Regions from separate parts of the Homo sapiens genome. Here all the other regions are linked to region 3. Evidence: read pairs that join two places in POLR2A ChIA-PET (ENCODE). Cell type or tissue: MCF 10A. All regions are shown on one strand.

Region 1 (8,000 bases), 330 kb after region 3:
CCCTCTTGAATCATTGCAATTGTCTCTCAACAAGTCTCCTCTAGTCTCAGCAACCACCATCCTTCTCCACATGTCACCAAAGCAACAATTCTAAGGAGCAAACCTTGACCTGCTCTTCCACGGCCTGGGATCCAAGTTTATGTCTGCATCGGGAAGCAATGAGTGGGTAGATATCTGTCATAAGATAGTAGATCTTACTGAATTTGAGTGGGAGGGAAAGTGGTGAATCAGTCCAACCATGAAAATGAAAATTATTCTAGATATTTCAAACAGAGGGCATTTAATACAGGGAAGTGGCTGCAAAAGTGTTGGAAGACCTGGGGGCTCAGAAGACAGTGAGGAAGTCCAAAAAGTTGGCCTGAAGGGGGCAGTGTTCCTGGAGTCCAGGATCTGGCAGAAGCTGGTGGAAGGTGGAACCACCGCAGGGACATCTTCTGGGATCAGGAACCTAGAAGAGACATGATTACTATTGGAGATGCCAGAAAGAGAGGACAAAATGTGCCTTGATCTCTTCCTACCACTTACCCTCCAATCTCATGCCAGTGCCTCCCATTGGCCAAACCCAGCCAGAAGGCAATTATGGAAATTCTGGAAAATGATTTTCCTACAATACAGACCAGAGCAAGGGAAGGGTAGAGAATGAATCTGATAGCAAACAGGCAAATGACTGGCATAAAATTGTAGAACATTTATACATCCACAGGGTTTTTTCAAAGATAGAAAGCTCAGTAGTCAGACCATCTGATTCCACATGTGATCGCTGGAAACCTTCAACTTCTTCGCCAGGCATGGCTTGCTCAAACTTAGCTTTTTAGAAACTCTTCAAATTAGTCAGCTCATGTATTTGTCCCCTAAATACAGAATGAATATTTCTTGGCTCAAATTGTTTCCTTCTGTCTAGAATAATGATCTTGCTCTTTCTACTTATTTAAATCAAACACATCTTTGGACTCTCAGTTTTTTCTTTTGCTTTTGTTTTTTGTTAGGGATGGCATCTTGCTCTGTCACCCATGCTGGAGTTCAGTGGCACAATCATAGCTCACTGCATCCTTGAATTCCTGGATTTAATTGATCCTCCTGCCTCAGCCTTCCTATTAGCTGGGACTACAGATGTGAGCCACCATGCTCGGCTAGAATGCTAGTTTAATTCCAAACTCTTTCACTAGCATTTCCTGACAACTACTATCGGGATAGGGTTGAAAAGTGTTATCAATTCTAGCGAACCATGGTATGGTTGAAAAGTTACAGGATACACAGCTAAAATCTATTCACTATAAGGTAAGGGGTGTCATGGATGAGTGGTGACTATCTAGACCAGTGGTGCCAGTGATGAAAGCATTTACCAAGACAGTTGTAGGTAAAGAAAGGCAGATTTATTAGAGGAAGTAGAAAAATACGTTGCAGGGGAGCAACAGGCAGGCCAGCAAAAAGGAGCTGACTGTCAGGAGACAAAGGCTTGCTGGGGATTTTAAACAATAGTGTTTGTGCTTGTGCTGAAGAGGGCTTTATGCAGTACTGATATTGCCAAGGTTGCAGCGAGCTAACTTGCATTTTTCTATCAGCTGAGGGTCTGGTGATAGCTGAGTGCAGGAAGATTGTAAGTTACTTGTGCAGGAGGGTTATGTGTCTTGGATCATGAAGAAGGGCAGATTTGTAGCTTATCTGCTTCTTTTTGCATTCCTTTGGTCCCACCAGCCCAACTCCTTTTCTCTAATTAGAACTCCACAAGGGGAACTTCTGGTGCTTCCTCCATGAAAAGGATGACCATCAAGACATTAATATAACATCTGGCCTCTCACCGTCTCTTATTCACTCTGTCTAAGAGGAGGTAGAAACACTTTTCTGAGAAGAATATACTGGGCATGAAACCATCATCACAGGGTTAACAAGAATTCCATGGCAGGTTCTGGACAGAAATAAGGTTACAATTAAGCATTCATCAGGCTGCACTTTGCCCACTTCCATGTAACTGAAAGTCACATAGCACCAGATACAGACCTTTTGCATCCCCACTGTTCCTGTAGATAGGATCTCTGATGATAGAATCATAAAGCTTTTGTTTAAGAATTACTTAAGATGCTTTTCAGACCCTGCATTCTAGTGAAACGGCTGACACAAACCAGTTTGAAGACCCCACAGAGGAACCGAGTCCGCATGAAAATAGCTTCTTCATCACCCCATCCTATGACTTCACCCTGCACTCTTCAACCCATGAAAAATCCCTACAGCTCAATCCACTCTAAACCCATTAAAATCCCTGGCCCCCCAGCCACGCCAGCATAGTGAGACCCCTATCTCTACAAAAAATAAAAAATTAGCCAGACATGGTGGTACACACCTGTAGTCCCAGCTACTCGGGAGACTGAGGTGGGAGGAAGGCAAGACCTACGGAGAGAGAGAGAGAGAGTCCTAACTTCCATTTTTATATATATAATATATATATTATACATATATGCAAATATAGGAATATAGAAATATATATAAATGCAAGTCCTATACTTGCATTTATGTATATTCCTAGCCCCAAACTCCTTGGGGAGGTGGATTTGAGGTTTCCTCCTGTCTCCTTGTTCAGCGGCCTTACGATTAAACCTCTTTCTCTGCTGCAACCCTCAGTGTTGGTATACTGACTTGCTGCACATCGGGCAATGTACTTCTTATGGTCATAGGCATTCTTGGATCAGCTACACCCTTTTCCCTCTTGGAAGTGAACTTAACTGCAAGCACCAAGAGTCCTCTGTTTCTCCATGCTGTAAGTTTTACCTGGTCCAGTGCCTACATGAGTGTGGGGTAAGTATGTTGAATTTTGGAATTACTTCACAGGTCCATTTGGTTCTTGCAGTGAGCTATGGCTTCCAATTTAACCTTGAACAAAAATAAAGGAGAACTGTGGCCCATCTGCTACTCTGGACCTGTCAGGTTTTTCAGAACTTGAGCAGGAAAAACAGGTGCCATTTATCAGCACTCCTCCTCCCACAAGAAACTCTAACATGTGATTTTCATCTCAGGTTCTTATGCATAGATTCCTTGATAGTCATGTTTTGGGTTTTGTTTGTTTGTCTGTTTGTTTTGTTTTGTTTTGTTTTAGAGACAGGGTCTCACTCTGTCACACAGGTTGGAGTGCAGTGGCACAATCATGGCTTCCTACAGCCTCAAACTCCTGGGCTCAAGCGATCCTCCTGCCTCAGGATCCTGAGTAGTTGGGACAACAGGTGCATGCCAGCATGCCTGGCTAATATTTTCTTTGTAAAAATTGTTTATAGAGACAGGGTCTCATCATGTTGCCCAGGCTGGTCTCGAACTCCTGGCTTCAAGCAATCCTCCCAGTTCAGCCTCCCAAAGCACTGGGATTAGAGGCATGAGTCACACTTGGCCAATATCCACTTTTTGTTTCACCCCTCTATCTCTGATCTGGTTCTTCCTGGACTTTTGCTATGACATGGCATTTCTCTATTCTGAAATGTCAGCAAAGTGGACCCTGATCTCCACCCCTGCTAAGTTTGCTGGATGGCTTCAGATTCTGCCTCCCTGCTCTTTGCCAGAGCAACCAATACTATTGGGACGACTCATCTCCAGCCCACAGCGATCTCTAATTCTTTTGAGCACTTGGTGAGGCATGATAGCATAGTTGCTAAGAACATGGGCTCTGTAGCCAGACTGCCTGCATTTGAACAGTTTCCCCATTTAACAGCTGTCTAGCCTTGGGCAAGATACTTAAACTCCCTATAATATGGCATTACATAATAATTGATGCTCTTAAACATGACATGAATCATCAAGCAAAGTTTAAAATCTGTCCAGCATGCTCTGTTTAAGAAAGTGAAAAATATGTAACACATTCTACGAATATTTTTGTCTACAAAAGTTTACAAAATGTTGGTGCTTAAAAGGCTAAGCTTTGATTATCTCAAAACATAATTTAGAAAGGATGCATCACTTCCTGACACAATTGCATAACTGAAGCATGAGTATTAAAACTTTTGGGAAGGTTGGCTGGGTGCGGTGGCTCACGCCTGTAATCCCAGCACTTTGGGAGGCCAAGGCAGGCAGATCTCCTGAGGTCAGGAGTTCAATACCAGCCTGGTCAACATGGTGAAACCCCGTCTCTATTAAAAATACAAAAATTAGCCAGGGGTGGTGATGCACACCTGTAGTCCCAGCTACTCAGGAGGCTAAGGCAGGAGAATCGCTTGAAACCGAGAGGCAGAGGTTGCACTGAGCCAAGATCAAACCACTCCAGCCTGGGCAACAAGAGTGAAACTCCGTCTCAAAACCAAAAAAAAAAAAAAAAATTTGGGACGGCATCCTGGTAGAGTGGAAGAGGTCCATATTTGAAAGCAGGCCTGAGTTTGAATCCCATTTCTGGCACTTGCTGTGTAAACACATGTAAGTTGTTTTATCTTCTTAAGCACCTGTATCTGTCTGTGAAAATGGGGATTGAAATTACTACCTTGCAAAATCATCATGAAGCTTAAATGAAATAATGTAGGTGCAAGAGGATACATGGGCAGCAGCTCTAGGGGTGAGGTGGGGTTCTTCAACAGCCACTACCCCAACCTACTGGGATTTGGACTATGAGTGCTGTGAGTGGAGTTGGACAGAATTCTTCTGCCCACTCACCTATTTGCCCCAGGAATTTACATAGGAACAGGAAGACTCTTGCAGAGAAAGAGATCTTTTCCCCTTGCTATTCAAAATCATTTAAATATATCTGATGGGCTTAACAGGACAATGAGGTCCCTGAGAGAGAATTCTCCCTGAGGGCAGAAGGAGAAGCACACAGGTAACTCCCTAGGTAAGGGCTGAGGAACAAGATGAGCATTGACCCTGGTTCATGACTTAAATCTGTCCTGATTTAGCCTGGTGACAGGCTCATGCCTTGAGAAGAGGCTTTGTGAATGATTCTAAAGAGCTAATGAAGCCATATGATATGCACAAAGGACATCCAAAGCAGTGCTACGAGGGAAATGTGTAGCCTTAAATGCATACAAGAAGAATTGAAATAAATAAAGCATCTAAATCAGGAAAAAGCAGGCAGAAGAAACAGTAAATAAAAGCAGAAATAAATTTGAAAGAAAGAATTATAAAACTAATAAGTATATAACAGAGCTAATCATAGGAAAAAGCAGGCAGAATAAACAGCAAATAAAAGCAGAAATAAATTTGAAAGAAAGAATTATAAAAATAGTAAGTATATCAAAGAGCTAATCATAGGAAAAAATACCCTTCTTTTCCATACCTGTTGGGTGTGAATGGATTACATACTCAAAAATTAACTTATGAGATGATAGATAGATAGATAGATAGATAGATAGATAGATAGATAATAGATATAAATGATAGATTAGATAGATAGATAGATAGATAGATAGATAGATAGATAGATAGATAGATAGATAGATGATAGATAGACAGACAGATAGATAGAATAGTTGTAGAGCTGGGGACCCACCCTGTCTTAGCTCCCTAGAAAGAAGTCTGTAGTAAGAAAGGTGGGTCCTGTCTTATTCCTGGGCACCATACTGCTGTCCCCTGGGCTCGCCAGCAGAAACTCATTTTGTCAGGAGAATGGCTCTCTTGGGTCCCCCACTTAATGGGACAGCACACCCAACTTCCCTCCACTTTTTTTTCCTCTCATGCCCACATCCAATCTATCAGCAAATCTTTTTTTCTCTACTTTAGTAATAGATCAGGCCAGGCTCAGTGGCTCATGCCTGTAATCCCAGCACTTTGGGAGGCCGAGGTGGGCGGATCACCTGAGGTCAAGAGTTCGAGACTAGCCTGGCCAACATGGCAAAACCCTGTCTCTAGTAAAAATGCAAAAAATTAGCCGGGTGTGATGATGGGTGCCTGTAATCCCAGCTACTTGGGGAGCTGAGGCAGGAGAATTGCTTGAACTCAGGAGGCGGAGGTTGCAGTGAGCCAAGATCAAGCCACTGCACTCCAGCCTGGGCGACAGAGCGAGACTCTGTCCCAAAAAAAAAAAAAAAAAAAAAGTATAGATCGGAATCCAACACTTCTCACACCTCCATCCCAGCCACGCTGATCTAAGCCTTCTCATCTCTCACCCGGATTATTAACAGCCTCCTAACCAATCTTTCCATCACCTCTTGCAGTTTTTCTCTCAACACAGCAGCCAGAGTGGTCTTTTTATAACAGGTCAGTCATGGCATTCCTCTATCCAAAATCCCCCAGAGGCTTCCCACCTCCTTCAGAGTAAATGACCAAGCCCTTTCGAGGCCTACAAGGCCTTTGATAATCTACCTCGCAACACACAAGCATCCCACACCAACTGCGTCCCCTACGCCTCTCCTAAGCACTTACTGAGCTCTGAAAACCGGCCCCCCTCACATGTTCCCACGTAAATGCCTGTGCCTTTGGGGTTTCTTCCGCCTGGAACTGTTTCACCCCAGACATCACACAACTCCCTCACATCCTTCAGCTCTTGGTGAGACACAGGTTATCAGCGAGGCCTTTCCTGACCACCTACTTAAAATAGCAACCTCACTCTCCTGGCTACACACACGCCCAGCCGGTCAACACTTTCTCTGCCTATTTCCCTCTGCAGGACTTATAGACTTACCAGTTACTGCATTTGCTCACTCATTTTTTAGCTCCTTCCATTAGAATATAATTTCCTAGAGGCAGAGATTAGATGTGTCTTGGTCACTGTGTCCCCAGTGCCTAGAACCATTTCTGGCACATTTGAGGTACTTAGTAAATTAAGAGAGTAAATGAATGAATGAATGTATCTGTGGTGCTGAAAGCAAGAATACCACTGAGGCTGAGCAAGGTTGCTCACGCCTGTAATTCCAGCACTTAAGGAGACCCAGGCAGGAGGATCATTTGAGCTCAGAAGTTCGAGATCAGCCTGGGCAACATGGCGAGATCCCTGTCTCAACAGAAAAATACAAAAATTAGTGGGCGTGGTGGTGTGTGCCTGTAACCCCAGCTACTTGGGAGGCAGAGGTGGGAGGATCGCTTCAACCCAGGTGGCAGAGGTTTCAGTGAGCTGAGATCCATGCCACTGCACTCCTACCTGGGTGACAGAGCAAGATTCTGTCACAAAATAAATAAATACAACAGAAAGGGAAAAACAAAACAGATCTTAAGCAAAGTCCTTACCCTTCAAAATGAGTCTTGTAACAATAGAAACAAGAAGACTGGGCGCAGTGGCTCACGCCTGTTATCCCAGCACTTTGGGAGGCCAAGGCTGGTAGATCCCTTGAGGCCAGGAGTTTGAGACCAGCCTGGCCAACATAGAGAAACCCCATCTCTACAAAAAATACAGAAATTGACCAGGCATGGTGGTGCAGGCCTATAATCCCAGCTACTCGGGAGGCTGACACACAAGAATTGCTTTAATCTGGGAGGCAGAGGTTGCAGTGAGCCGAGATTATGCCACTGCACTACAGCCTGGGTGACAGAGTGAAACTCTGTCTAGAAAGAAAAGGAAAAGAAAAGAAAAGACAGAGAGAGAAAGAGAGAGAGAGAGAAACAGAGAGAGAAAGAGAGGAAGAAAGAAGAAAGAAAAGAAAGAAAAAAAGAAAGAAAAGAAAGAAGAAAGAAAGGAGGGAGGGAAGGAAGGAAGAAAGAAAGAAAGAAAGAAAGAAAGAAAGAAAGAAAGAAAGAAAGAAAGAAAAAAGAAAGAAAGAAAGAAAAGAAAGAAAAGAAAAGAAAAGAAAGAAAAGAAAAGAAAAGAAAGAAAAGAAAAGAAAGCAAGCAAGCAAACAGGCCGGGCACGGTGGCTCATGCCTGTAATCCCAGCACTTTGGGAGGCCAAGATGAGGGATCACCTGAGGTCAGGAGTTCGAGACCAGCCTGTCCAACATGGCGAAAACCCATCTCTACTAAAAATACAAAAATTTGCTGGGTGGTGGCATGCGCCTGTAATCCCAACTACTCCGGAGGCTGAGGCAGGAGAATCACTTGAACTCAGGAGGCAGAGGTTACAATGAACTGAGATTGCGCTACTGCACTCCAGCCTGGGCAACAGAGCG
Region 2 (8,000 bases), 220 kb after region 3:
CACTTCAGTCTTACAGGTACAGGATCCTGGCACCAACCTTCACTGACTTTGCCCCATTGCCTAAACTGGGTTAAATGCCACCCTGTTACATATGCATGCAGCAATGAGTGCTTTGTATAATTTCTACCAAAAAATTTATTTTAAGCCATAAACCATGGAAAAAGACACTACACACACACATACACACCCACACACCATTGCTTACCAAACATTGAGAAAAAATAAAAGTAATGTCCTTAATATTCCATTTAACTTTCCAGCCCTTCCATTTATTCTCAGTTTATGTTCTGTCTGCATATTTGGAGTTTAAATGTCCCTTTTCTTTCTGAAGTGGTAGTGATAGTTTGTTTTCCCACCTGCTCATCTCTCATTGAACTTCTCATCGTTCAAGTCACTTTAGATGTATCTCTGTTCACTCTATTTAAGTACATTTCCCCCACACCTATCCCATTGTTTTGTTATTGCACCCTGTGGGTTTGCTTTATCAGACTCAAGGAAACTTTCCGATGGCCATGGTTGCTCACGCCTGCGATTCCAATATTTTGGGAGGCAGAAGCAGGAGGACTGCTTGAGACCATGAATTTGAGACCAGCCTGGGCAACATAGCGAGATCCCTCTTCCTAAAACTTTTTTTATATTAGCTGGGTGTGGCAGTACATGCCTATAGTCCCAACTACTGGGGAAGTTGAGGTAGGAAAATCACTTGAGCCCAGGAGTTTGAGGCTGCAGTGAGCTTTGATCACCCCACTGCACTCCAGCCTGGGTGCAGAGCAAGACCCCATCTCAAAAAGGTGAGAGAGAAATTGTTCAGCTTCACAGAACACAAGACTGTTGCTCAAAGTGACATAAAGCATCAGGAATGTGTACTAGATCATAGAGCACACTGTCCCCTTTCAGGGCACCTCCAAAATTGATTCATTCAAAGGCACAGTGGCCTCAAGGACACACTCCCCTTCCATTTTTTGACTCTGCTAGCCACAACATGTTGGTCTCTCTCATCTGGATCCCTTCATTGTTCAAAATGGCTGCCTCCAAGGTCCCAGGGTCACCTGCTGACACAATGACCTCCAGTACAAGAGAGACTGTGTCTTCCTCCTCTGTGAGTCTTTTCAAGAACCATTCCTCGAAGCCCCCTATATCAGTCAAGGTTTGAGCAGGGAAGAGCTTGCACTCTTAGAGAATTTAATAGAAGTGAATTTAATGGAGGGGCTGTTTAAAGACTGCAAGCGAGCAAAGTTAAGAGAACCAAGGAGAAAAGGTGAAGTGCCAAGGATTATAGCAGGAAGTCCACCCTGCTTCTGGTCCTGAAGGAGAAAGGAGAAAGGAAGTTTCCACCCTTCATAAAGAGAGCTGTAGCTGAGGAAGAAAGCTTGCCCGACACGGGAGCTGTGCCTTAGAGGAATGTGGCTACTGTCTGGATCGCAGCCAGAAGGAAGGGAGTCTGAGGTCGAATTATGAATACTCTGCCCTCCTAGCAATGCCTCCATTAGCCAAATCCAGTGGAATGCCAGAGGACAAGGAAGACTTCACAGTGCAATCTTTAGAGGTCAACCTCCTGGGGCACAGAGAAAAGCAGAAAAAGACAGATGAGTTCTGGATGGAGCGGGACAAATGGAAACAGACCAGCATAAACCCCTAACAGATCTTCCCATGTACATAGTAGTCCAGAAAAGGATCTCATGCCTCCCCTTAAGCCAATCACTGTCAAGGATATTGACTTAGAGGCTTCGACTTGTCAAGATTTAACTTTAACTCATATGGGAAAGGGATAAACTCCCACATGAAATTAAAGTTTTGCCAAAAAGGGAGGAGAGAGGAATATCTGCTACAGTAAATATTTCTGGGAAAAAAAAATCTGTTTGACAATCTCTTTTAAAAAACTATTTTTACCTGAGAAAATAAAAATATTAAAAACTTTAAGCAAGGCTTCAAAAATATCTTTTGGAAATTTACTAGTCAATGAAATCTAAAAAGCTTTGGAATAGCTTCTACACACGTATAAAAACAAAAGACTATTTAGTCTCATTAGGATTTAGGGGTAGATGGTGGGCAGGCAGATCGCCAGTTAAAACAATTCTCTGGGGGACACTCTCCAGTGCTCTGTCTACTAGAGTTTTAAGTGGCTCACAGAGGTGATCCTGGGGAAGACCAACACATTTCCTCTCCTGTTCTGAAGCAGATCACAACGCACATATCACATTTAATCCTTACCCAATGCAACAATTATTACAAGAGACACAAAGGCAAAGGTAAACCGTTTATTACTTAGACTAAAAGTCACTCCCATTGTGACCTCTTTATTGAAAGAAGAACAAGCTAGGAAATGAAATGTGTGAATTGCAGACATACATCCCTGAACTGTCTCATGATAAGGAGTTGATCATTTTGTTTAATTGCAGTTGGCAAAACATTTAAAACGTTTGTCTTCTGTTCCTGAAATGCAGATGTTAGAACTATGAGGAATATACTGTGATCTCGATTTCCTTTATCTCTGTTAAACTTCCAGTTGCCTTCCAGACAATTCTGGTGTGAAGAACTAAAGTATTAAATGAAACAAAAGCTAAGAATTAAAATCAAGAAATAAACATTTATCAAATGTCAACAGTACCAAGACCTAGAAACAAAAAGGCAACAAAGATGTCAGATGTCTGGCTCAATGGATGATAAGCAAACAGGTACACATAAATAGCTTGATGTCAATTACATTTTGAGAGATTTCCTTCTGTGTGTTCTCATAGGTATGTTCTAACTCAAGGGGAAACCAGCTAATACCAGGAAAAGTATTAGCACGTCTTTGGCTCAGCATTTTTGTTACTTATAGCATAGTTATTTGTTAACTCCAGTAAAATCCTTAGCTCTGACAGCAAACAACTATATAAAAATCACAGGTGGGGCGCGGTGGCTCACACCTATAATCCCAGCACTTTGGGAGGCCAAGGTAGACGGATCACGAGGTCAAGAGATCAAGACCATCCGGGCTAACAGTGAAACCCCGTCTCTACTAAAAATACAAAAAATTAGCCAGGTGTGGTGTCGTGCACCTGTAGTCCCAGCTACTCAGGAAGCTGACGCAGGAGAATCGTTTGAACCCGGGAAGCGGAGGTTGCAGTGAACCAAGATCGCACCACTGCACTCCAGCCTGGAGGACAGAAAGAGACTCCATCCCAAAAAATAATAATAATAATAAAACAATTACAAAGTAGCCAAATTAGTCCCTCAATCCTCAAATTTCAGATGGTGATTTTGAATATTCTCCTTTATTCTTTTTTTTTTTTGAGACGAGGTTTCACTGTCACCCAGGCTGGGGTGCAGCGATGCAATCAGGGCTCACTGAAGCCTCCACCTCCTGGGCTCAGGTGATCCTCCCACTTCAGCCTCCTGAGTAGCTGGGACCACAGGCATGCACCACCATGCCAGGCTAATTTTCAGTATTTTTTGTAGAGACAGGGTTTCGCCATGTTGCCCAGGCTGGTCTCAAACTCCTGGGCTCAAGGGATCCTCCCACCTCAGCCTCCCAAAATGCCAAGATTACAGGCATGTTCGGCCTCTCCTTCAGTCTCACACATTTGTGATTGTAATGAAGGCGGAGTAGTTTGACCACAGTTCTATAAGAGAGAAGAAATTGGCAAATATGCCCGTTTGTATCTTTCAAGCACAGGCATTCTGCCAGTCACCATTTATCTTTACATTTGTACAAACAAGCTCATGGCTAAGGAAGCATTAAGATAATGACGAAGAAGAAGAAATCATTTGGAGGCAGTTAGAATAGACCTTTAGAAGGAAATGGTTAAGAAGGAATCTCAAGATTGAAGGAGATATTGATAAAATGAGAATGACTGGAAAACGGTCTAGTCAGCATCCGAAGAAGAAAAATGGGCCGCGTGTATTGAAGGTGTTGGCTTTGATGGAATTTAAGTTCTGAGAAGACTGGTTATTAAAGGGAGGAGATTTGTGGATAAAGATGCAACAAATCTCAAAGTCCATGGGCTTCGAGCTTTAAAAGAGAAAAAAGGAAAAGACTGGATGATGGAAAACCAAATAAAGAATCTTAGGTAAAAGATTATGTTCTTTGTATAAAAGCTATTTTGAGGAACTGGTTTTATTTACTAAGTGCCTGGATGAAGAAACGGAAAGACCTTCCCACTCCCACCCTTGTCTCAGCCATTGTGAGAAGCCGTGTGACCTCTTCCTAAGTCCAAGGAATTGAGCTGTTGTCAAGGATCTCAAATATTTTTTTTTAAGTGGCAGCCAAGATGTTGTTGTTGTCTAAACCTAGTAAACATATATGATTGCGGTGCCACAAATAGCACTAGGTAATAAGAAAGGCAAGAGAGTGTTGAAACAGAAGGCGAAGAATGTATCCACCACTGTCCTTAATTTTGGGTGACTATCAAATATTCAAGAGGAAGTGGCTCAGCCATAGAAGGTGCTTAATCTAAATGTGAGACCAGTTTGGTTTTGTTGCCCAGAATGTAGTTGCTTCCGAAATACAAAAAGCAAATTCCATAACAAGCAAGAAACGTCTGTGTGCAATTCACAGAACCCCAGCCTAACTCTGGTTGAAGGAGGTAGGGTAGATGCTTACATTTAAAACAAAAATTTTGCATCTGTAATTAACTTAGATTTATCTTCAATGTAGTTTTCCTACTTAACTTCCAGAATATTTTAACTGTAAGAGCCCCTGCATTAAAATACTGTAATGAGAAAATCTGGTACTACTTTGTGAATCAACTTTTTAAATGTGCATAAACATTTCCATGTGTTAGCAAGCCTCTGCAAAGCCATTGACCGCACCCGACTGCCTTATCTGTGGCTAAACAGACTACAACCCAGCAGACCAGAGCATCATGTCAGTTGCATCCTAAGGAAAGCAGACAATGAGGTTGATTTAGAAGTGCAAGAGATTTGGGGTGGGGGGTAATATTTGTAAAAAGCGTAAGAGGAAATATCAAGATTGCCCAAGCATGGAAAGCCTTCAGATCACGATGCAGATTTGACACTTACAAAAGGAAAAAGGGTAGAAAACAAGATAGACAAGAGAGAGCCTCAGATTTTGGTGGGTCAGACACGGATTTGACCAACATGATGGGAAGCTCTGGAGCAAAGAGGATTCCTGTGTTGGACAGACACGGCCTTGGTACCACCATGGTGCCGGTATTGGCTGGGAGCTGCCCAGAAAAAGTGTGGTCTTGGTTGAAAAGCTGAAGCAGATCCTCCAGGTGCTGCAGCTGGAAGCTGTCGGCTGGCTACACTCCTTGAAGCTGCCAGGTAAGTCCTTTCTCCAGTGAAGATCTGAATCATTGCACACCTCAATGCCTACCTCCATCCATCCCTGCAGGGCATCCAGTAATCTTCAAAACATCTGGGAGTTTTTCCCCAGAGTAGAGTCACTTGAATAAATGTCTTTTGGGGAAGGACAAAAGGAATTATACCCATAGACTTGGTGTGGTGTTGCTGGGTCCTTCATCCTGGGAACATGGCCACCCTTTCTATTGGGGGATTCCAGGTCTGAAAACTGCCTCAGGTTCCAGGTACTAGACAAGGAATTGCAAATGTTTGATAGAGCAAACACCCTCAGCCTCCTGGGCATCCTTGTTGGATTTTTTTTTTTTTTAATACAAGGTCTCACTCTGTTTCCCAGGCTGGAGTGAAGTGGCACAACTTCAGCTCACTGCAACCTCTACCTTCTGGGTTCAAGTGATTCTCCTGCCTCAGCCTCCAAGTAGCTGGGACCACAGGTGCACACCATCGCATCCAGCTGATTTTTGTATTTTTAGTAGAGACAGGGTTTCACCATGTTGGCCAGGCTAGTCTTGAATTCCTGACCTCAAGTGATCCACCCACCTCGGCCTCCCAAAGTGCTGGGATTACAGGTGGGAGCCACTGCGCCTGGCCTGTGTTGGCTATCTTTTGATTAGATGTATTGAGAAGTATCCTCACAAGATTCCCATCTGTTTCACCCCATCATCACTACTCTCTGTGGATTCAACTCCACAACAGCCTTTCACACCACCAGTTGTGGTCTGCAGAGGAAAGCCTTCAGCTAATTTCCCAATGGCTTGGTGAATGCTGTGTTCTCCAGACCTCCCTGGGCATAATAATCCTCTGATGGGTCTTCTGATCGCCATAATATACCAGCATGTTCACTTCCCTGAGCCTTTAAAAATCTGTTTCAGCTCCGCTCAGCATGGACCTATCTCCAGGCTTGTTGAACCACCCAAGCAGCAAGTCTGCACCATCCTCTAGGGTCTTTGCCAAGCATTAAGTCCCATATCCTGAGAAAATGCCCTCACATTCCTGTATTCTCCTTTATCCTGCCTCCTTGATCAAGCGCCTTCAAAATCCAGTTCCTTCCTTCTAGTACATGGGGGTGAATTTTTCACAGTTTGAGGGAGGTACAGTCTCTTTCTAGCTCATCAGTGTTGCCATAATATTCTTGGCTTGGTGATGTTGCGACTTACCTCTAGTGATTGGTCTGGCAACCAGGCAAGAAGTTGAGGATCCTGAGAAGCCCTCCTTGGCCCGTGGGGACAGAACTCTGTGGTGTTGGCCCATATGGGTAGTTTCAGATCATAACAGGGAAGGATGAGCCACCTCTGCAGGCTCTGAGGGCTTAGAAGAGTTTGAGAGCTCAAAATATTTGGAGGCATCCACCCAAATGTCCCCATCCCGTGCACAAGAGCTCCATGTTTTCCCAACCAGTGCTCTGATCTTTGTGTAATGATAATCATCTTTGAAGCTAGGCAAGCCTATTAAATCCATAGTTTGGTCTTCTGCTTTTTCTACACTGAATGGAGTGAATATGGGCCCCATTCCTGGAGGCCCTCAGGCCTTCACAAGTGGCTTTCAATTGCTCCCTAACTGCCTACAGCTTTTCATTATCCTAATGTAGAGCCTCAATTCAATTGAGCAACAAGCAGCCAATTCCATTGTCCTTGGATACCTTGCTTCTCTCTGACCTCTCAAATGCCTGAATCCTCTCTCCATCCGGGGCTTTCCCGTCCACCAGAACATTCTTCCAAGTCACTGACATTGAACGTTTTAGGCAGGGCTCAGTGGCCCGTGCCTGTAATCCCAACACTTTGGGAGGACAAGGCAAGAGGATCACTAAAGGCCAGGAGTTCAAGACCAGCCTGAGCCTTGCTCTGTTGCCCAGGCTGGAGTGCAGTGGCATGATCATAGCTCACTGCAGCCTCGAGCTCCTGCGCTCAAGCAATCCTCCCGCCTCAACCTCCTGAGTAGTTGGGACTCCAGGCATGAGCCACCATGCCTGGCCGCAACATTCAGATGGATTTTTAAACTACCTGAGCTAAGTTAATTTCCTCATAGATTGGATGTGGATGTGAGAGCAAAAGAAGAGTCAAGGATGACCCAAGGGTTTGCTTTGAGCACATTCCTCAGTGCTTCCAGGGCATATGGCCTCTGAATGGTGCCCATGGGCTTATAAATCCATCTCCTCCCAAGAGATAACACATTTATTTTGTCCCTGGACCTTATGAAAGTTGTCAGAATCAAAATAGAATCACTAGTGTTTTTTAAGGAAAACAACAAACAAACAAAAAACCTGAACTGGATGCAGTGGTTCATGGCTGTAGTCGCAACTCAGGAAGCTGAGGCAGGAGGACTATTTGAGCTCAGGAGGTTGAGGCTGCAGTGAGCTATGATCACACCATTGCACTCCAGCCTGGGCGACAGAAAGAGGCCCATCTCTAAAAAACAAACATAAAAAGACTTCACTCTCATCACTCTTGAGATTAAGGATTTACCTAAGTAGTAAAATATGTCAGATCAGATTCTGGCCTCAGGAACTCTGAATCTGGGATGTGAAAAGGTTTCTGGAGAGGCATTCTGTTTCTCATATCATTAACCACAGGAAGATATTATTTGGTATACAAGAGGACATTGCTTAAAGAGGTGAGAAACAGAAACTATCTCTCCCTTATATTTCTCCAAATACCTTGTAAAGTTGTGAGTTAAAGAAAAAAGAATGATGTTCACTC
Region 3 (8,000 bases):
TGCCATGAGGTGGCCATTGGTGGAGCAGATGGTTCTGCTTGAAAACTGCACCAAAAGGCCACATTCCCTACACATTTGTAGCTACTGGGGACACATTCAGAAGCTGGAAGATGAACCAAGTAGGGAGTCAGCATTTTGTCTCATGATGTAAAGCTCTGTTCCCATTGCAGGCAGAGGCTTGGGGACATTATGCATTTAGGAAAATCTCTCTCTTCATTTGCAAACAGCCTAAATTGTCCCTTAGAAGTAATATATTATCAAGACATTAGTGTGTATGCATGCGTGTTTGTGCTAATAATTTAACAGTTAGAATTTCCTTGCAAGTGACACAAACCACTCTGCCCTGTTGACACTGGATCAAGAAAGAAAACAGAGGTTATATTTATTAATCCATGGATATGGTTTGGATGTGTCCCCACCCAAATCTCATCTTGAATTGTAGCTCCTATAATTCCCTCATGTTGTGGGAGGGACTCAGTGGTAGACAATTGAATCAAGGGGGGTTGTTTCCCCATACTGTTTTGTGGTAGTGAATAAGTCTCATGAGATCTCTTGGTTTTATAAGGCAAAATCTTTTTCGTTTGGCTCTCATTCTCTTCTCTTGCCTGCCGCCACGTGAGACGTAGCTTTTGCCTTCTGCCATGATTGTGAAGCCTTCCCAGCCATGTGGAACTGTGAGTCCATTAAACCTCTTTCTTTTGTAAATTGCGCAGTCTTGGGTATGTCTTTATTAGCAGCATGAAAACCGAGTAATACATCTATGTTACATTATCATTCACAAGTATTCTGGCTTCCAATTTGGCTTGCTCCAGAGCTCAAATAAAGTCAGCAGCATAAATAAAGTCAGCAGCATGAAGTTTCTCTCTTTTCATTTCTTGGCCCTACCTTTCCCAGTGGAAGTCCCAAGGAGTCCTCTGGAATAGTAAATGCCCAGCTCTTAAATAACCTCTGAGGCCAGGAGCACCTGAACTACAAGCTCACCCAGGCAGCCTGGGCTGAAAGGAAGCAGAGGTGAACTCCACAGTAAAAGTGAGAGCTATTGCTGGAAGAAAATGAACAGAGAAATGCAAATAAAGGATAGCTACTATAAATGGATAACCATGGATGGATGATCAGAAAGAATGAGGAGATGGGAAGAGCTCAAAGGGAACTAGATTTGAAGAGTCCTAAATACCCTCGACTCTGAAGCTTTTTGGGCATCTATGATGCTTAAGCAACTATGATGCTTTTTTTTTTTTAATTGAGGTGGAATTTCGCTCTTGTTGCCCAGGCTGGAGTGCAATGGGGCAATCTCAGCTCACCGCAACCTCTGCCTCCCAGGTTCAAGCGATTCTCCTGCCTCAGCCTCCTGAGTAGCTGGGATTACAAGCATGTGCCACCATGCCCGGCTAAATTTTTGTACTTTTAGTAGAGATGGGGTTTCTCCATTTTTGTCAGGCTGGTCTGGTCTTGAACTCCTGACCTCAGGTGATCCGCCCACCTCAGCCTCCCAAAGTGCTGGGATTACAGGCGTCAGCCACTGCACCCAGAGCGACTATGATGCTTTTTAACCCCCCATTTTTCCAGTATTATTGGGGGACTGAAATTCTCAGCCTTTGGCAAATGTGAGTCATTTTGTCTTAAGATTTCATTGTTGGTTGTAAGGAACAGGAGAGGATACAAAGGTCACGTTTCAGGGTATTACCTTTATAAAGTTAGGTTTGGCTAAGCAAATTTCCTCCTGTCTTTCCTATCTTATGTAGTGAGATAATGTCCCTTGTTTCCTTAATACCATTTTCTTAAGGAATTTCAATGTGTGTTATAATTCCTTGATTGTAGCTCCAGTCATGAGATCCTGCTGCTTGCTCAAAGTTGCGACCTTAGTTAAGTCATTGAAACTTTCTGGACCCCAGATTGCTTTTATGTAAAATGGAGGAGTTAGTTAAATAATCTGAAAGTCTCCTTTTCAATAAATAAATGCAGCAGAAATCCCAGCCCCAGCCTAAATTGTGTCCATCCTGGGGATTCAAGTATGACCCACTGAATCTGGGAAACTAGGAATACAAGTCTTGGAAAATCCTAAGGAAAAAAGTAGCCGGATAGAATGAGCCAGAATCATGATCTCTATCACCTGAATTTTCTCTCAGTCCCCATCCCCCAGCAACTCCTCTGAAATCCTTTGTCAATGGTGACAGCTGTAAGTAAAACTCAAAAGACATGTCCCACTAAATTGCTGTAAACATGCCTAATTCAGAAGGGGAAGAGACACTTTCTTTCCTCTGTCCCATCACAACATACCAGGCAGAGTCGGCATATCGAAGGCTCTGGAATATCCTCTCCAGTTAAATATGCAATGGAACAAACAAAAATCCCCCTCATTGGAAACTCACCAGCCACCTCTGCCAACCAACTTTTCAAAAATCTTTAAGATCTAAACTTCAGGTTAAAGATAGTGAATTAAAAATATACATTTAACTCTGTTCCTTCCTAAAACACCCCTAGCCTGACAGAAGGGAATTTTCTAAAGGGTCACAAGGTTGGGAAAGGAGATGATAGCAACTGAACTTTGCATGTGGAAAAGTTAAAGAATGACTGGAGATTGATTCCGAAGACCAAAGAATGCTGAACCCTCAGCTCCTGCTGAGAAAGATGAAGATAACCACATTTGCACCGAAGACGCCCCCACAATGGCTCTGATAATGATAGCACCACGTACCTCTGGGAGTGGGGGTGAAGGAGAGACTGAAATAAGAATTGGTTAAAAGTGGTTAAGACACAAAAGCAGATTCCCTCTTTCATCACATACAGCTAAGTAACCGTCTTTTTCCTATCCTGCGGAACACTGCAGGTTTATTCTCTGCATGGAGTGAAAGTTGAAGGGACATCAAATCACTTGAGACCTGGGGGACAGGGGGCAATGGCTCACACACTGTGGGAGGCCAAGGCCGGAGGATGGCTTGAGCCCAGGAGTTCAAGACCAGCCTGGGTAACATAGCGAAGACCCCACCTCTACAAAAAAATACAAAAATTAGCCAGGCATGGCAGTGCTTGCCTGTGGTCCCAGCTACTCGGGAGGCTGTGAGGTGGGAGGATCACCTGAACCCGGGAGGTTGAGGCTGCAGAGAGCCATAATTGTGCCACTGTATCCAGCCTAGGAGACAGAGTGAGACTGTCTCAAAAAAAAAAAAAAAAAAAAAAATTCAGCTGAGACCTGGGGAACCCTTCTCAATGTTAAAAACCCACAGCTTTCTTCACACATTCAGCTTTAAGGCCCAGACTTGCCATCCAAATAGAAGAACAGAATCTGACCAGACCAAAAGAAAAGACTTACAGATACAGCTATTGTTCAGGCAGACCCTCCCACAGTGAAGCCCACAGTGACAGGCTCCTCCAACAGCCACAGACCCTCCCATCAGCTTTGTAATAGCCCAACTTAAATAGGAGCAGAAATCCTAGGCTCGCCAGACAACTGAGCCTAGCCCACTCAATACAATATATATATATATATATATATTCATTTGTAAATATTTGTTTTCTCTTCCCCTCAGCTAGGTATAAATCCATGAAAATGGGCCAGGATGCATCAATGTATATTTGGGTAACACAGAGCTGCTTAATCATAGGTATTTCACACACAGAGATGAATGAGTGATAATGGCTGAAATCTGCAAGAAACAATGTAGCAGAAGCTGATTGGTGAAAATAAGAAACTAATTTAGGTGTACTTGGGGGCCTCCCTGAAATATTCAGAGGAGAGTGTACTTTACAAGTTGCATCAGAGGTCCTGTGTGAGCAAGTGGTGGGCAAGGACATAAATTTATTGATACTGATGTTAATGAGAGTCATTTACATATTACAGATAGCCTAATGAGTCTCAGTGACATTTGGGTGACTTAAATAGCATTGTTGATTTATTGAATGTTTTCTACATGTTAGGTCCTTGGCAAAGCACTTTACATACAATCTCTTAATTAAACCTTACAACAGGCCTGTTAACATATTATCCCCATTTTACAGATGAGGAAACTGAGATTCAGAAAGGTTAAGTAATTTTTCCAAGTTAATTTGCCGATCAGTGAAAAGGTTGGAATTCAAACACCTGTCATCTGACTCTAAAACCCATTTCTGCCTTTCGCACCTCACGCTGTCACAAAACACATCAATTTTCACTTAATATAATGTGATCCTGCCCCATAAATCAAGAAGTCTCTGACAATGTGATTTTATATAAAATAAATTATATAACTAGATTCTCTTATAAAAATAAATTATTTAACTAGATTTCTAATATTGTGCAGCTAATGATTCCATTTTTTCAAGTATTACAAATAACATTGCACAGAACATCCCGGCACAGAAAAGTTTTTGCATGCTTCCCTAATTATTTCCTTAGGATAAAATCCTGGAAGTGTTCTTACTTCAAAGACCAGAAACATGTTGAAGGCTTTGATAATGCCCCAGGCTAAGTTTGTACACATGTAGGCTCCCAACAGCCGCCCCCGACATGCTCATTTCATCACACTCTTGCCAGCATGAGTAATTATAATCCTTTTCAGCCTTTGACATTCTGATATGTAAAAAATGCTGTCACTCTTTCATTTGCATTCCATTGACTGAAAATGAGCTTGAAAGTATTAACTATACACTTATTGAATTTTTCTGCTTTTTGGCAGAGATTTTCCCCACTTGTTCCTTGAGTTGTCGATCTTATCCTTGCTAATTTGTGTTAACTTTTCATATAATAAGAATACCTTTTGCTTGGAAATGTTATCGCCCCATTTGCCATTTGTCTTTAAAGTCCCTTTAACTCCCCAAGAATCTCTGCTTTACATATCTGTATTCCTACAAATTTGATTCTCATTTTGTCTGGATGGTAATGGCAGTGTTGAGATTGAAAAGGAACATTTTATCAGTGAAAGGGCAGCATGAGCTTCTGGAATCTGGAGTGGGGACATGGATCAAGGAGAGACATCAAAGGATCATGGGTTCATGGGTTCAAGACAGAAGAGAGATCAGAAGGGTGTGTAACTGAAGAAGATGGACAGGGGAATAGAGAAACAAATAAAGGATGTATTCAAATAGCCATGAATAACCTTGTAAAAGCTTTATATCTACCTGGTAAGAAAATGTTGGCAATGAATTCAAACATAGGATCCCAAGAAAAAAAAACAGGTATAACAGTTTTCTTCTTTCTTTCTTTAGAGACAGGCCATCGCTCTGCCACCTAGGCTGGAGTGCAATGGCACAATCATAGTTCACTGTAACCTCAAACTCCTGGGCTCAAGTAATCCTCCTGCCTCAGCCTCCTGAATAACTAGAACTACAGAAGCATGTCACCACACCTGTTTATATTTTTTCAAAAAAATTTATAGAGATGAAGTCTCGTTATGTTGCCCCAGCTGGTCTTGAATGAACTCCTGGACTCAAGCGATCCTCCTGCTTCAGCCTCCCAAAGCATAGGGATTACAGGTGTGAACCACTGCACCCAGCCAAGGTATAATCGCTTTCTTCACTTTTAAAAAAATTGGATCAATATAGAAGCAGTTTCTTTAAAAGGATCTTTAAAAGGGGGCCTCCTCCCTCTGCACTACTTGGTCAGTTTATAAGTGCATCTGTGTAACCTTGGAACAGAAACAAACAAGAGCAGGCCCTGTATACACCCAATCTGATGTCAACTAGCTTGTTTGCCAACTTGAGGGTCCAGATTCTCAGCTACAAAAATCATTTGCCTCAACCCATTTCTGCACCCCTGGAAGACTTGTACTTTTTTTTTTTCAAACTTACAATTTTGTTTTTAAATAAAGAACAAAAAATTAGTTTAGAAGAACTGAACCATGTATAGAATGAACTATGTACCATTTATTAAGTAACCACAAATGATAGAAAGGCATAGCATGCTTGTTATGAACCTTTGCAAAATACATCAAGAAGGCCTGGACCATGTTCTTTTCCTACATCAACATCCCAATATTTCCTTCATCTATGTAACTGTCTTTATGTCTGTTCCATACTTGTCTATTTCCTCCTTTGATATGAGTTTGTACCTTAATGTGCCTTCCTATAATCACAGAGGATATGTTAGTAGCACAGACTTCTTAATTCCCATAATCAAAACTTTGTCTTAAAATTTAAACATATGTTATTTATCCTAGTTTTCATTGATTTGGCTAATACTCCTGATATTTGCTGCTAAAATACTGAAATTCTGGAGATTCCCTTATTTTATTTTATTTTATTTTATTTTATTTCATTTCATTTCATTTCATTTCATTTCATTTCATTTAGAGACAAGGTCTCACTCTATATCCCAGGCTGGAGTGCAGTGGTGCAGTCATGGCTCACTGCAGCCTCAACCTCCCTGGGCTCAAGTGATCCTCCCACCTCAGCCTCCCAAGTAGCTGGGACTACAGGCATGTGTGACCCCAAGCCCGGCTAATTTCTGCGTTTTTTTATAAAGATGGGGTCTCACCATGTTGCCCAGGCTGGTATCAAACTCCTGGGCTCAAGCGATCGCCCTGCCTTGGCCTCCCAAACTGCTGGGATTACAGGTGTGAGCCACTGTGCCAGGCTAGATTCATTTTCTTCTAAAGCAAATACACTCTTCCTTCTAAAAACTTTAGCTGGGCATGGTGGCACGTGCCTGTAATCCCAGCTACTCAGGAGGCTGAGGCAGGAGAATCGCTTGAACCCGGGAGGCAGAGGTTGCAGTGAGCAGAGATCGCGCCATTGGCACTCCAGCCTGGGCAACAAGAGCAAAACTCCATCTCAAAAATAAATAAATAAGTAAATAAATAAATAATAATAAAATGAAAACTGCAGCCTTCCTTGTACTAAATAAAGGAAAGAGTTTTTAAAATCTTCCTAATTTTTGGAGGGAAGACATCACATTTTAGTCTAACCTTCACCCCATTAATCATGTAAAAGTTATTTAGTTGGTTGTTTTGCAATCCCTACCATGAAAAGTTTTCTCCCCTAAGGCAAATGGGAGCAAAGGCAGTTTGCTTGCTGCTCACTGGGTTTTACTTTTTAACTCTTCAAGTTGCACTCTGTGGTGTCTACGTGTACGATTTTATAGAGCAAAAAATATTGTTTACCTTGGTTTACAGATTTCTAACTTGCCAAGTTGATACATTAGAGCACAAATTAATTTTCTAAAACCAAAATCCTTCAGACAAAAGGACGTTGAGATATGAATAGATGTCTGATTGCTCTAGTTCCTATCCAGACTGAACCTTTCTTATCCTGTTAGGCTGTGCAGTACCAAGGGTTAACGTGACTGTGATGCAATCTCTCAGACATTCTCCACTCTCAGACAAAAGAAGAGAATGAGAGTGCAGGGGCAGAAATGATAAGTATGGAGTCAGACAGTTCAAAGATTTGCAGAGTTTGAACAACAGTGGCGACCCAAGGAGGACAGATAGTGAGTCAGGAAAAGTGTCTGCAGTTACAAAGCACTTCCAGAAGGATGAAGTGTTATATCGCCCAATATTTTGTGGACTTGATCCATTGCTTAATCACACTCTTACAAACTGTTTTAAATTCAGACTACAGGAAAATGTGGGGAAAGCTTATCATAAAATAAATCAAAGGGAAAATTAGATTCACTTCACCAAAACTCAGCTTATAGTTATGAGTCAATGTGGGGGAGACCACACCATGACATGGATTCCAGTTGAAATCAGATCTGAATCCAGAGGTGTTGAGTTACGGAAAATCCAAGGCAGGGCACTTGCACCTTTTTTTTGATGATTCATTTTAATTATTACTGACTTTGCCATTGAGACCTATGCTCTAGGGTCCCTCTCCAATATGCATTGCCCCATTTCTTTCTTGCTAACAGTACCTCTGTTTTGCTCATCCTTATCTAAACAGTCACTTCCTTTCAGGGAGGCTGAGCTCTTTCTCATTCTTCAAGGATGAAGTTGAGTGATGTCAATAATCAAAGTTTTCTAGGTCCCCTTAACATTCTAGTATTTCGGGGGTTTTTTGTTTTTGTTTTTGTTTTTGTTTTTTGGAAGCAG

What was found. ChIA-PET counts read pairs that join two places held together with the same protein. Peaks named below come from ENCODE experiments on the same cell type or tissue, not always from the same donor. Only the 100,000 strongest peaks of a DNase experiment are listed, where the experiment ranks them.
Region 1: POLR2A ChIA-PET joins it to region 3 with 5 read pairs; 2 of 35 experiments call an interaction of 5 or more read pairs at or near these places.
Region 2: POLR2A ChIA-PET joins it to region 3 with 8 read pairs; 2 of 35 experiments call an interaction of 5 or more read pairs at or near these places.

What each region holds. Positions count from the first base shown.
Region 1 is chr10:28,730,764-28,738,763 of GRCh38, reverse strand. No RefSeq gene overlaps it. Among named protein-coding and RNA genes, the nearest start is that of LINC01517, 8.9 kb to the left of the region's middle. In MCF 10A, no CTCF peak of the experiment used is centred here; a DNase peak (open chromatin) is centred at 3,603.
Region 2 is chr10:28,846,828-28,854,827 of GRCh38, reverse strand. It overlaps C10orf126 (chromosome 10 open reading frame 126), which reads right to left. Exons shown (of 5, transcript NR_164114.1): 2 at 7,565-7,709; 3 at 6,462-6,612. Among named protein-coding and RNA genes, the nearest start is that of C10orf126, 4.4 kb to the right of the region's middle. In MCF 10A, no CTCF peak of the experiment used is centred here; no DNase peak of the experiment used is centred here.
Region 3 is chr10:29,063,837-29,071,836 of GRCh38, reverse strand. All of the region lies in intron 2 of LOC107984174 (a long non-coding RNA gene), which reads right to left. Among named protein-coding and RNA genes, the nearest start is that of LYZL1, 220 kb to the left of the region's middle. In MCF 10A, no CTCF peak of the experiment used is centred here; DNase peaks (open chromatin) are centred at 4,456, 6,966 and 7,326.